3 separate regions of the Homo sapiens genome follow, and all the other regions are linked to region 2. The links are chromatin contacts, found by Hi-C in ENCODE. All regions are on one chromosome and are shown on one strand. Each heading gives the region's core, a stretch centred on a gene start or an enhancer-like site at or near the end of the contact. The rest is flanking DNA. Distances are from core to core; before and after follow the strand shown.

Region 1 (4,295 bases), core at 790-3,289, 6.6 Mb after region 2:
CCCGACCTGCAGAACAGAACTGGTGGAAGATCTCCTTCCTGCCCCGAAGGCTCGGGGAATCTGCACTCGGGTCTCACCGCTACCCTTAGTTGGATGGAACCCAGCCCTTACGGGCCCGGAAAGAAGCGCCTCAGCTGCCTCCGCCCCCGGAGGACACAAAGGGGCCGCCGGCCCAACTCCCGCGGGGTCCGCTGGGAAACGTAGTCCGGAGTAGAAAAGGTCGCGGCGTCGCAGTGTCTGGCAGCAGCGGTGCAGCTCCGCGCAGGGTTTGTAACACGGCCTCCTCCCCACCAGGTCCTCCCACACTGGCCTCTCCCCGGCCTTCCAGAGAGCCCGAAAGTCCGGATTCCCTGCAGCTCCGAGCCTGGCCCGGTCACAGGGACGGGGCCCAGCGTCACACTACACGGGCTGGTGTGGAAGTGCGCAGGCACAAGCGCTCTGCGCGCCTCCCTTAGCAACCAGGGCGGGGAGTTGAGAATCGCAGGTTGGCCGCAGGGAAAAGGTTTGTGCGTGGGAACGCGCTAGTGGCGCGTCTACTCAAAATGGGTGGGAGGCGAATTCCTAGAATTGTGCTGGATACCCGAAAAAAATTGGGAGGGGAGCGGGGTGGGGGGGATGCAGGGTGGTAAACTGCGCAAGCGCACTACACTCCTGGCAGTCTCCCACCCGCTACCCTCAGCCTGGCACGGTGGCTCACGCCTGTAATCCCAGCACTTTGGAAGGCCAAGGTGGGCAGATCACGAGGTCAGGAGTTCGAGACCAGCCTGACCAACATGGTGAAACCCCGTCTCTACTAAAAATACAAAAAAATTAGCCGGGCGTGGTGGCACGCGCCTTAAGTCCCAGCTACTCAGGAGGCTGAGGCAGAAAAATTGCCTGAACCTGGGAGGCGAAAGGAGGCGGAGGTTGCAGTGAGCCGAGATCGCGCCACTGCACTCCAGCCTGAGCGACAGAGCAAGACTCCGTCTTAAAAAACAAACAAACAAAAACCTCGTGACCTCAAATGATCCGTGCGCTTTGCCCACCCAAAGTGCTGGGATCACAGGCGTGAGCCACCGCGTCCGGCCTATTATCTCTTTATTAAAGGTATTAAGACCGGCCCCGTGCGGCTCATGCCTGTAATCCTAGCACTTTTTGAGGCCCAGGCGGGAGGATCGCTTGAGCTCAGGAGTTCGAGAGCAGCCTGGGCAACATAGCGAGACCTTATCTCTACTAACAAACAAACAAAAATCAGCCGGGCGGAGTGTCCCTTGATTGTGGTCCCAGTTACTCGGAAGGCCGAGGCAGAGAATCGCTTGAGCCCGGGAGTTCGAGGCTGCAGTGAGCCAACATCGCGCCGCTGCACTCTCCAGCCTGGGCAACAAAGTGAGGCTCTGCCTCAAAAAAAACAAAACAAACAAAAAAAAAAAAACACGAAAGGCATAGAGAAGTTAAGTACCTAGTCTGAGATGACACAGCTAGTAAGGCCAAGTCTGTTTAGAAGTCAGGCGGTCTGGCCACACTACTTTTCGCTCACGATCCCGGGTCATGAAATCCAATAACACTGTCACACTCACAATCGAGAAGTCCAGAAAGAACAAATACATGCACATTGTCTCTGACAAAACTGCAAGGTCAGAATCAAACAGCCACGAGAATATAAAACGCGACCATGGTCACACAAAAGGTCGCATATTCGCACGACCTCAGATGTCACTGGACAGGGTCTCTCGCCCTGGAAACCCCACTCCAAATTCCATGGCCGAAGTTTCACACATACAGTCACACTACGTCACTCCTCCCTCTTCTAGCCGCTGTCAGGACCTTAAGGCTCCAGCTGACCCGGCCTTCACTGGCCCTGGAGCTCTCACCACCTTCACCCCGCTGTATTCTAGCCTCAGGTAGAGACCCAAAAAGACGGAACTAAACACACTGAGCCGGGCTTCCTTCACGGACCTTGCGAACCTGCAGCTCCAGCCGACTGTAAGAAGGAAGTGCCTTTTTGCAGGTGGGGTCGGGGAAGTAGGGCCGCGAAGGCCTCTGGGAAATGTAGTTCGGCGCAGGAAGCAGCGGAACGATTCGATTCTTCTCAGCACCAAGTTGCGCTCCCAATCTCTCAGAGCTGGGCTCGCGGGAGGCCGCTCGTGCAAAACCTAGGCTGAGCTCCCCTGCGCGGAGCTGTGAGCCCTGGAACACCGTGGTCTGCTTCTCAGGACGCGCAAACAGTGAAGCCAGTCCCGCCCGGGTGAGCCGCGGGGGCCTCTGGGAAGCGTCGCCCCTGGTGTAACGGACCGAGACTTGTGGCGCTCTCAGCCACCGACAGCGCCGGCCTCAGTGCCGCCTCTGTCCCAGCCCGCGCCGGCTCTGCCACTTTGGCAGCGTTAAGTGTGGAATCGGGGCCTGTGTCCGCGGGCTTGGTGGTGAGTCCTCGGGAAACCGCTAGCTCTGAGCGCCGGACTCTTTGTGCTGGGTGGGAGTGGGGGCCCGCGGTCCTGGTGCCCCAATCTTTGGAGGAGGACGCCGGGCGGGGCGATGCCTGTGCTTGTGGTTCCCTGAGGCAGTGGGAGTGGCGTGTGAAGGACTGTGAGAGTCTGGCGTGAAGTGACTGTCATTTGCCAGACATTCGTCTGGCTGAGTGTGGCCCCGGGATCGTGTCCGTAAGCGGATTTCGTGGAGGCGCTTTCCCTTTTATCTTTCAGTATGAACCTGCGTGCAAACGTGCATGACAGTGGGATCTTGAATGAATGAAAAACTGTGGATACAAGGTAGGGTGTGCTTGTGGGTGTAGATGTGTGAGACTTGGCGTTTGTGCCAGCGCTGCATGTCTTTAGCTTTGGTCATTGGAAATACGTTGTTTTTTTGTTTTTGTTTTTGAGATGGAGTTTCGCTCTCGTTGCCCAGGCTGCTGGAGGGCAATGGCGCGATCTTGGCTCACCGCAACCTCCGCCTCCTGGGAAGAAGCAATTCTCCTCCCTCAGCCTCCCGAGTAGCTGGGATTACAGGCGCACCACCACGCCTGGCTAATTTTGTATTTTTAGTAGAGACGGGGTTTCTCCATGTGGGTCAGGCTGGTCTCGAACAACTGACCGCAGGTGATCCACCCGCCTCGTTCTCCCAAAGTGCTGAGATTACAGTCGTAAGCCACCGCGCCCGGCCGGAAATATGTTTTTATATGAAACATCGATATCCCCAACACTTTAATATTTATTTATTTTTAATTTTATTTTCGTGTATTAGCTACGTTGTTTTGTGTACTTACTAAACTCATTCTCCTCCTTCCCTACTCCACCCCATTTGGGGAGTGGAGTGGGGTGGAGAAAAATACAGAAAAGCTCGAAGAACAAAAATCATTCATAGTTCTACAGGCCATGCAACTACTGTCAAAATTTACTTTCCATCTTTTCACCCCCGCCTTTGTGTATACATACGTATACATTCATATGTTCTATATGTGTGCATAATGGCTTCAAAATTGCAGTAACACTATACATACAGCTCTGTAACCAACCTTTCTTGTTTAACAATGTATGATTAGTATCTTTCCATTTAAACAATCACAAATTATGCATTCATTTTAAAGTATTTCATGGTATACGTTTACCCCTGTTGATGGGTGATTTAGTTCTCTGTAGCTTCTTGAAATTATAAACTGTGTTTATCAGCAACTATTTGGCACGTGTTTAAATATACTTTTCTAAATTTTTTTGGAGGGGGAGCAGACTCCTAAAAGTAGAATTGATAGGTTAAAATGTATGCTTTTATTAAAGGTTCCCAGAACCTATCCAATTATTCTGTAAAGTTCCAATAATCTGCAGTATTATTGGCATAGTATAAGACTGCTTATATCCTCATACACTGTTGATAACAATGGATATTCTAAATAGTAGTAATCTTTGTTAACCTCATGGATATAAATTAATTTGCTCTAAAACAATTGTTTCATTACTTATTGAAGTCAAGCATTTAAAAAAATCTTTTGTAAATTATATGTTTTCTAAAGTAGTGTTCTGTTTTCAAATTTCTTTTCCAGAGTTCTTCATATATTAAGGATTCATTCATTCATAGACTCATTTATTGAAGGCTGTCTGTGTAACAGGCACAATCCTAGGTGCTTGGGATATAGCAGTGAACAAGAGACAAACCCCCTACTATCATGGTACTTACATTTTTGTGGGCTGGATAATAAACAAGGTAAGTAAATTAAGTATGAAGTATTTTAAATGGTGAAGAATACTAAGAAAAAATGTGAAGTGAGAGGATATTTAGAACTAGAGATAGGAGTCTGAGTTTTAGATGGGCTCGCCAGGGAAGGCATC
Region 2 (4,273 bases), core at 389-2,888:
GCTGGTGGATCATGAGGTCAGGAGATCAAGACCATCCTGGCTAACACGGTGAAACCTCATCTCTACTAAAACTACAAAAAAATTAGCCGGGCGTGGTGGCGGGCGCCTGTGGTCCCAGCTACTCACACAGGAGGCTGAGGCAGGAGAATGGCGTGAACCTGGGAGGCGGAGTTAGCAGTGAGCCGAGATCGTGCCACTGCACTCCAGCCTGGGCAACACAGTGAGACTCTGTCTCAAAAAAAAAAAAAAAATGCACTCGAAGTTTAACAGTTACTATCTTTACATGCTGGATTCATGGGTAATTATAAACTTGTACTACTCGTATTTCTCCAATTTCTGAACGCTCCACAATCATACCGCTGCATAACAAGTGAAATATTTGTAATAAATGAAATAGTTCTAATGAATGAAATAGTTGATAAACTCCCAGAACAGTCCAAGCCCATAAGCCTTGCTCTCAAGGCTCCCTTCAATCAAGTCCTAGCTTGCTTTCCCCACTAGATTCCAGCTAGTTCCTCTGCCTCAATGAGAATGTATCCAAAAGATTATCAACTAAGGCTCTGACCTGTAACGCCCAGGTTTCAACCGCAGCTCCACCTCTTACTGCTTAGGTGACTATTCTCAGATAACTCCTGCTCCTTTGTATCTCACTCATCTTTAAAACTGAAAAAAGTAGTACCTCTCCACAGAGCCACGGTGTGGCGAAAATGTGACTACTTGTATAAAGCTCTTGGGATAAAGTTACCAATTGAGGCTTAATTATTATCAACACCCATGCCTGAGGACACATCCTACACTCTTGGTCGGGGTGAGCATCTCTGTAAAAGAAAAAAAGCCAAGGACCACTCTCGTGGAACTTTGCCCTCAGTAGCCAAGAAGTCCCTCCCTGCAGCTCTTTTTGAGAATCAGGCTGGGGAAGGAGAAAGCTGTGAAACACCCTGACCGCATTGCCGTCCGGCATAAAAGTTAAATGTTCCTCTCCCTTCGTGGAAATGGAAACAACCCTCGCCTTCCTAAAAAGAGGTCAGAAGCGTCCGGGATCACCCAGCGTCCTGCAGGAATCAGAGACAAGGGCGGGGATCCCTGCAGATGGAGCTCTGACCCCACCCGGGGACCTGACAGGCTTCGTGGGAAATAAACACTAAGAAGAGACCACCAGTCACTAAGGGAGGGGCTGCTTTAAGGCTTTCATTTGTGTTACCTCTTCCAGTTCCCAAAACGATTTCATTAGGATGGTCCTAAAGTCCCCATTTTAAAGAACAGCAGTGGGAGGTACAGGGAGATTAATAACATCCCAACCCTAAATTGTGAGAAAGTAGCCTCACAGGTGGGATGGAGGGAGGCGGACTGAGCGAGCTGAGAGCCCCAAAAACCCTCAAACCAGGCGAGACGCGTCCCGACCAAGTCCCAACCCCCAGCCTCATGCCCGGGGACGCGAGGACAGCCCCAAGACCAAGAAGGCTCCGCTGACAAGAACGAAAAGAGAGGCCGTTGTCCCTCCAAACCTCCGTTTTCCAACGAGACTCCTTCTCCCCTTAGTCAACTTCCAGGTGGTTGCGAGCCAGCATCGTAAGGGGACACGTTTAGAAGGACCGACAAGACACAGGACTGACACCAAACTACCACCGAATGCACTGCAGCAACCTCGCCCCCCGGGAGCGGAAGTGCCCCTACCCCGCGCAGCGTGTGAACTACATTTCCCAGAATTCCCCGGATACGCCGTCCTGAGCCTACTTGCTCGTCATTCAACAGATCTCCTGCGCTACACTTCCTTGAATCTCAAAGGAGACGTTCTATAGTATCACCTTCCGGCGGGAAGCGTGGGACTCCGCGGTGCTCTTTGACTACACTTCCTGCAATGCCCACGAGGAATGAATCCCATAGACCCAAGCGCCTGGTTTGGAATATGGACTGTGGCCCTGAGAGTGGTCCTTCCCTCTCCCTGCGTCCTCGAGAGAAAATATTGAATAGACAGGAATTCCTGAAGTCTACACGCCTCCCATGATGACAGGAGTGTTACTGAAAGAGAACAAAGCAAGGAGATACAATCTTCAAGGAGTTAGCGGGGAGTGACTGTGGAGCGGTCAGGAGATGGCTGAAAGGCTAATATACTAGACGCTAATAGTATGAGGCTAAATCTAAGAGCTTAAATAATGGGCCAGGAAAAATGGTTTGGGAGAGGCATTGAGTGGGGCACCAGCCCCTGGTACAACCAGACACTGTTGTACCACTGGTTTGGCAAGAAAAACAACCACAGTTTAAGTGTTTAAGAGGGCTGTAAGAGTTAAAGAGAAAAAAAAAAAAAACACGAAAAGCGGCTCAACAGTCAAAGACAGGTTCGTTTTGGAGAATAAACCGAGAGGGCCTTCTGGCCGATTGCAGTCAGGAGCGCTCTCTCTTACGGACTAAGAGTATGTATTGGCTTTAGGGAGAGAGAGCTTACCACAGGCTTAGAATGTTTCTGTATTGGGGAGAAGTCTGTTGTGGGGTTGGAATATCTCTGGTTGGAGGGGAAGTTATCTTGGGACTGACATCTCTCCAATGGAAGGGAGGTTATCTCGGTGCTGGCATGTCTCTGGTCAGGGAGGGGTTTATCTTATGGTTGGAATGTTTCTGATTGGAGATGTCATTTGTGGTTTATGGTCATGCTGACCTTAGCCATTAGGCTGATGCCCTTTGGATTTAGGCAGTTTTTGATCAACGCGAACTTTAAAATGGCAGTGTTTGTCCAAGATGGCGATGCTCCTGCCCTGTCAAGGGCCAATATGGAGGGCCAATTGCCCTCCTGGAAAAGCTATCTTCCCACTTTTAAAGTTTTCATATTAATATTCTTTAGACGTGGAAATGCCACATTTAAGAGAAATTAAACTGCTTAGTATTGTGAAAGGAAAATATCTTGGGCCCCCAAAATCACTAAGGAAATCTCAAGCTGGAAATCGCTTAGGGCAAACCTGCCTCCCATTCTATTCAAAGTCACTCCTCTATCTGTCCTTGCTATCACGAGAACAGCATGGGAAAGACCCACTCCCATGATTCAATTACCTCCTACTAGGTCCCTTTCATGATATGTGGGAATTATGGGAGCTATAATTCAAGATGAGATTTGGGTGGAGACACAGCCAAACCGTATCAGTATGTGTAGATTTCTTATTTTCCATTATTACTTAAAAGAAAGCACGTTTCTAACTCTTCTATGGTCATGTAACAACATATCCTAGAAATCACTTCATGTACAGTACATTCTTTTTAGTGCTGCGTAAACTAGAAAATCCAGAAATAAATTTCTACACCTACAGTGAGCTCATTTTCAACAAAGGTGCTAAGTATATATATTGGGAAAAGGACAGTCTCTTCAATAAATGGTGCTAGAAAAACATGATATCCACATATAGAAGAATGAAACTTCAACCCTGTTGTTCACCATATACAAAAATAAAATCGAAATGGATTAAAGACTTAAATCTAAAACCTCGAACTATGAAACTACTACAAGAAAACATTGGGGAAATGTTCCAGGACATTGGTCTGGGCAAAGATTTCTTGAGTAATACCCCAAAAGCATAGACAACCAAAGCAAAAATGGACAAATGGGATCACGTCAAGTTAAGAAGCTTCTGCACAGCAAAGGAAGCAATCAACAAAGTGAAGAGACAACCCACACAATAGGAGAAAATATTTGCAAACTATCCATCTGACAAGGGATTAATAACCAGAATATAAGAAGCTCAAACCAAATAGGAAAAAATTTAATAAATCAATTTTAAAATGAGCAAAATATCTGAATAGACATTTCTCAAAAGAGGGCATACAAATGGCAAACAGGTATATGAAAAGGTGCTCTACATCATAGATCATCAGATAAATACAAATCAAAACTACCATGAGATATCCCACTCCAGTTAAAATAGCTTTTATTCAAAAGACAGGCAATATCAAATGTTGGTGAGGATGTGGAAGGAGTGAAGGAGGGAATCCTCGCACATTGTTGGTGGGAATGTAAATTAGTAGAACCACTGCGGAGAACAGTATGGAGGTTCCTCAAAAAATTAAAACTATATCAAAGTGATATCTGCACCCTCCCCTGCAATGTTTATTGCAGCACTATTCACAATAACCAAAATTTGGAAGCAACCTAAGTATGCATCAACAGGTGAATGGATACAGGAAATGGACATATACACAATGGAGTACTATTCAGCCACAAAAAGAATGAGATTTTGTTATTTGCAACAATATGGATGGAATTGGAAGGACATTACATTCAGTGAAATAA
Region 3 (4,340 bases), core at 301-2,800, 6.5 Mb after region 2:
GAGACAGTGAGAGCCTGTCTCTTTAAAACAAACAAATACAGTATCTGCAAAGTGCAATAAAATGATGCACAATAAAATGAGGTATGCCTACATTATCATTAATGTTGACGCGAATATCTTCAAACAAGAGGGAAGAAAGTGCATTTGTCTATAAAAGGGCAACACAACAGATCCTCGAGGTGATGGAAATGATCTATCTTGACTATCAATGTCAACATCCTGGTTGTCATATTATACTACAGTCCTGCAAGATGTTGTCATTGGAGAAGACTAAGTTGAAGATAACACACAATGTCTCTATTATTTCTTACAACCTCATATGAATCTACAATCATCTCAAATTTAAAAAAAAATTTAAGGAAGTTTTAAGAATTTCATTTTCAAATATTTGCTAGATGAATTAAGTTTTTACCCCCTTCAAATCTTGAAGGCAAATTAATGCTCCAGGTTGTACTGTTCAATAGGAAGACTATTAGCCATATATAGCTGTTTACATTTAGATTTATTAAAATTGAACACAATTTAAAAAATTCGTTCCTCAGTCAAACCAGCCACATTTCAATTTCTCAATAGCCATATGTAGCTAGTGGCTACTATATTGGAGAGCACAGATATAAAAAATGGAACTCAGTTTTGCAGAAATTCCTATTAAAAAGCATTGTTCCAAAGCGTTACACGACTGACACCCTCACTTTACAGGTGAGAAAACTGAAGCCAGGAGATATCACTATAATACAGCGCTGCACACAATCGTGCTCATTCTCACCATATTATGCTCACACACTTCTTTCCCCACATTCACTGCCACAGGCGAACTCTCAATGAATCATTCACTACATTTATATAATTTCATGGGAATCTATTTTAAATTCATGACCATGCAAAGAAAAATCAATTTCTTACAGGTTATAAGATACTCAGTCGCAGGCTGAATCTGATTAAACAGACATCAGTCACCCTCAAAGCTATAATCAAACCATTCCCAAGACCCTTCCGCACACAATACTAAATGCGCCACTAATAGCCTCAAGCATAATCTGACGCACATCACACAGGCATGGCCACTACCCACTCTGCACCCACAGAGGACACTCGGACACGCGCGCGCACAGACCCACACACACACGCACACACACACACATGGCCGCAAAGAATGCGTCACACTTCCGAACCCCGTTGAGCAGCAACCCGGTATCGTGGCCACTGCGTCACGGCCAGAGCTGTCAGAGAGAAATCCAGACCTTACCTGACAGCCTTTTGCAGCTCTTCTAGCCCGGGATGACATTCCCCTGAAGGCACCACGGCAAGACTCAACCTCTTTGTGTGAGATTCTCTGGAATTTCTGGGGCGTTACTTGAGTATAATGAAATAGGGTAGGCTCGGACCATAGTAGGGTAAGTCCCACAGTTCGAGCAAGGGAGCCTCAGGGATCGTTCTGTTCTGGAGCGCCGGACCCGATCTTAGCTGCTGGGCCTGCGCAGACACGATCCGGCCGGTTTCCAGTTGTAGACTACATTTCCCGAAGGCCCCCGCGTCGCTGCGCAACGTCGTACACTTACGCTGTTATGTCTTGACGCACGGAGCTTGTCTGCGCCGGCCAGGTGAGTGGGCGGCCTCACCGGGAACCGCTCGCAGCTTTTGGGTTGCTTCATCGAAAAAGTAGTTCTTGTATGGTGCTGGGAATACCGGTGTCCTGGCTGGGGCTCGGTGCTGACAGGAACGGGACGGTGCTCTGGCTAATTACTTATGGAAGTCGGCCTTGCGCTTGCGGAGGGGTGTCGGCACCGTCACTTTGGTTCTGGCAGTGGCGGGGGTGTGGTGCTGCTAGTTGTGTTCCTCCGCACCGAATTTATGAGTGTGCCCCTGGAGCCCCTGCCGCGGACAAAATCGGCACCATAACTTTGGGATAGGGAGGCTAGAAGGAGGCGGGTGTTACTAGTAGTGTTCCTCCGCCCTGGACGTGTGCGTGTGCGCTTGTGCGGCCGCGGGGTGGGCTCACCTGCCGCCTGTTAATGCTCCTAGCGCTTGGCCCCTCCCGGGCCGCAGTACTCCTCGTGTGACACGGACATCATTAAGCCAGCTGAGAATCGTGCGGTTACAGCTGCTGCAGTTTCTTTGCAGAGTAAGAGGCTCTTTTTGAAGTTTCCCTGATGGTGAGGCTTTACCCCTGGAAGTGTCTTAGGAAGAAGACCACTGTTAAAGATGTCCTATTCTAGCTTGACAGCCCTGTGGGGAAGACTAATCCCTTTCTAGAGGTTGGTGTTATCCTAAATTGTTTCGTCTGCTCCGAGAGCTCTGATGTTCTATGATGCTTATTTCTTTTCTCGGTTCTGCGTTTTCCAAGAGAGGCACCCAGAGGAAAAGAATATCGCACTTCTGAAAGTCTTGTGTGAAGTTCCTGTTTTCTTTCTAACCTCAAATTTCTTCCTTTCCGAAACGTTTTCTACCTCCAGCAACATCTTCCTAAGGAAGAACCAGCCATGCTAGTGACTGGTCCTTAGGCACCCCATAAATGATGCTGCGGGGATGGGATCATCAGTTTAGCTCTACTCCCCAGCCACACTACACCTCTCCTTTCCACCCAATGATACAGCAGTCCTTTCTGGTCTAAGATTTTTTTGTTTGTTTGTTTGCTTTTTGAGACGGATTCTCGCTGTGTCGCCCTGGCTGGAGTGCGGTGGTGCGGTCTCGGCTCACTGCAAGCTCCGCCTTCCGGGTTCACGCCATTCTCCTGCCTAAGCCTCCCGAGTAGCTGGGACTACAGGCGCCCGCCACCATGCCCGGCTAATTTTTTGTGTTTTTAGTAGAGACGAGGTTTCACCGTGTTAGCCAGGATGGTCTCGATCTCCTGACCTCGTGATCCACCCGCCTGGGCCTCCCAGAGTGCTGGGATTACAGGCGTGAGCCACCGCGCCTGGCCTGGTCTAAGGTTTTGATGAAAAATAACTGTACTTTCTGGGGGAAATTTGAAGAGTTTTAAAATTTTAACTTTATTGTGGATGTTTTCAAGCAGGCTAAAGAATAATACGAACCCCAACATGTTCAACACCTAGCTGTAATTAAAAACATTTGTAAATACCTTTGTATCAATCCTTCCCCGTTTTTTCCTATAGTATTTCAAAATTGTATTTTATCCTCTTATAAGCATATATTACCAAAAAGGACATTATATTTTAAAATAACCATGATGCTGTTATACCAACATAAAAAAAAAAACTAACAATAAGTTTAAAACAATAAATTTGTTTCTTATGTTGGTGTAACAGCGTGGTGGTTATTTCATAATCTTGTATACCCCCATATTCAGATTTTCCCAATTATTTCAAAGACATATTTTTACAATAGGTGTGTTCAAATCTGGATCCAGATAGAGTCCACACATTGCATTTGGTGGCCAAACCTGTTAAACTTACTTAATGCATGATAGTTTCCCTCCTGTGTTTTGTTTTGGTTTAATTGGTGCTGTTGATTTGTAGAAAAACTAGATCATCTGTCCCGTAGAATATTCTGTATACTGCTTTTAGCTAATTGCTTCTTTGTACTGTCTTATAATTTGTTTTCCGTTCCTTCATATTTCTGTAAACAGGCAGTTAGATCTAGAGGTTTGATGGAATTTGGATCAGATTTTCCCTAAATCACCTTTAATTCATAGTTGGTGCTGTGTACTTCCTATTACATCACATCATGAGGCCCTTACAGTCTGATGTCCCACTTTCAGTGATGTCATATTGATGTGTTTAAATGCTGTCCATTTAATCCTTTCCTTTTTTTCACCTAAAGCATGCATTCTCAATGAGGGTGGAGGATATCACCTTCCAAGTGGGTGAAACTTGGTTTTTGAGAAGGAAGAGGACAAAAACTCATAGGTATTACAATGATCTGTGGTCCTCCAAAGGGCCACAGTACATAAACATATATACAGTATATCTATGGTAATAAAATTTCATGAGAGTGGTGGCTATTAGAGAAAAGTATCTAAAAAGGTTCCTAGGGATATGACCGTGAAAAATTTTAGAAGGATTGAGAAGCACTGACCTAAAGGTTATAACGTCCACTTATGATTGATACCAAGATCCATTCTTTATTTTTTTTTCCTCACTCTGTCGCCCAGGCTGGAGTGTAGTGGTGTGATCTCAGCTCACTGCAGCATCCACCTCCCAGGTTCAAAAGGTTCTTCTGCCTCAACCTCCCGAGTAGCTGGGATTACAGGCATGTGCCACCACACCTGGCTAATTTTTGTATTTTTAGTAGAGACGGGGTTTCACCATGTTGCCCAGGCTGGTCTGCAACTCCTGACCTCGAGTAATCCACCCACCTCAGCTTCCCAAAGTGCTGGGATT

What was found. A loop is a pair of places that touch in the nucleus more often than their neighbours do. Pooled maps may share reads with other maps.
Region 1: a pooled map shows a loop between it and region 2 (9-fold over the local background). The contact joins the promoter of ZNF569 here to the promoter of ZNF284 in region 2. A Hi-C loop is called at or near these places in 8 of 50 pooled maps.
Region 3: a pooled map shows a loop between it and region 2 (10-fold over the local background). The contact joins the promoter of ZNF571 here to the promoter of ZNF284 in region 2. A Hi-C loop is called at or near these places in 5 of 50 pooled maps.

Annotation. Positions count from the first base shown.
Region 1 is chr19:37,465,188-37,469,482 of GRCh38, reverse strand. ZNF569 (zinc finger protein 569) reads left to right here and starts at 2,039. Exons shown (of 6, transcript NM_152484.3): 1 at 2,039-2,399; 2 at 4,010-4,170. It overlaps ZNF570 (zinc finger protein 570), which reads right to left and starts at 127. Exons shown (of 5, transcript NM_144694.5): 1 at 1-127. RefSeq lists enhancers at 1-452, 2,169-2,218.
Region 2 is chr19:44,069,524-44,073,796 of GRCh38, reverse strand. It overlaps ZNF284 (zinc finger protein 284), which reads right to left and starts at 1,638. Exons shown (of 5, transcript NM_001037813.4): 1 at 1,506-1,638.
Region 3 is chr19:37,592,002-37,596,341 of GRCh38, reverse strand. ZNF571 (zinc finger protein 571) reads left to right here and starts at 1,550. Exons shown (of 4, transcript NM_016536.5): 1 at 1,550-1,601. ZNF540 (zinc finger protein 540) reads right to left here and starts at 1,466. Exons shown (of 5, transcript NM_001172225.3): 1 at 1,247-1,466. RefSeq lists enhancers at 989-1,038, 1,269-1,388, 1,429-1,628, 1,225-1,907, 1,859-1,908 and 2 more.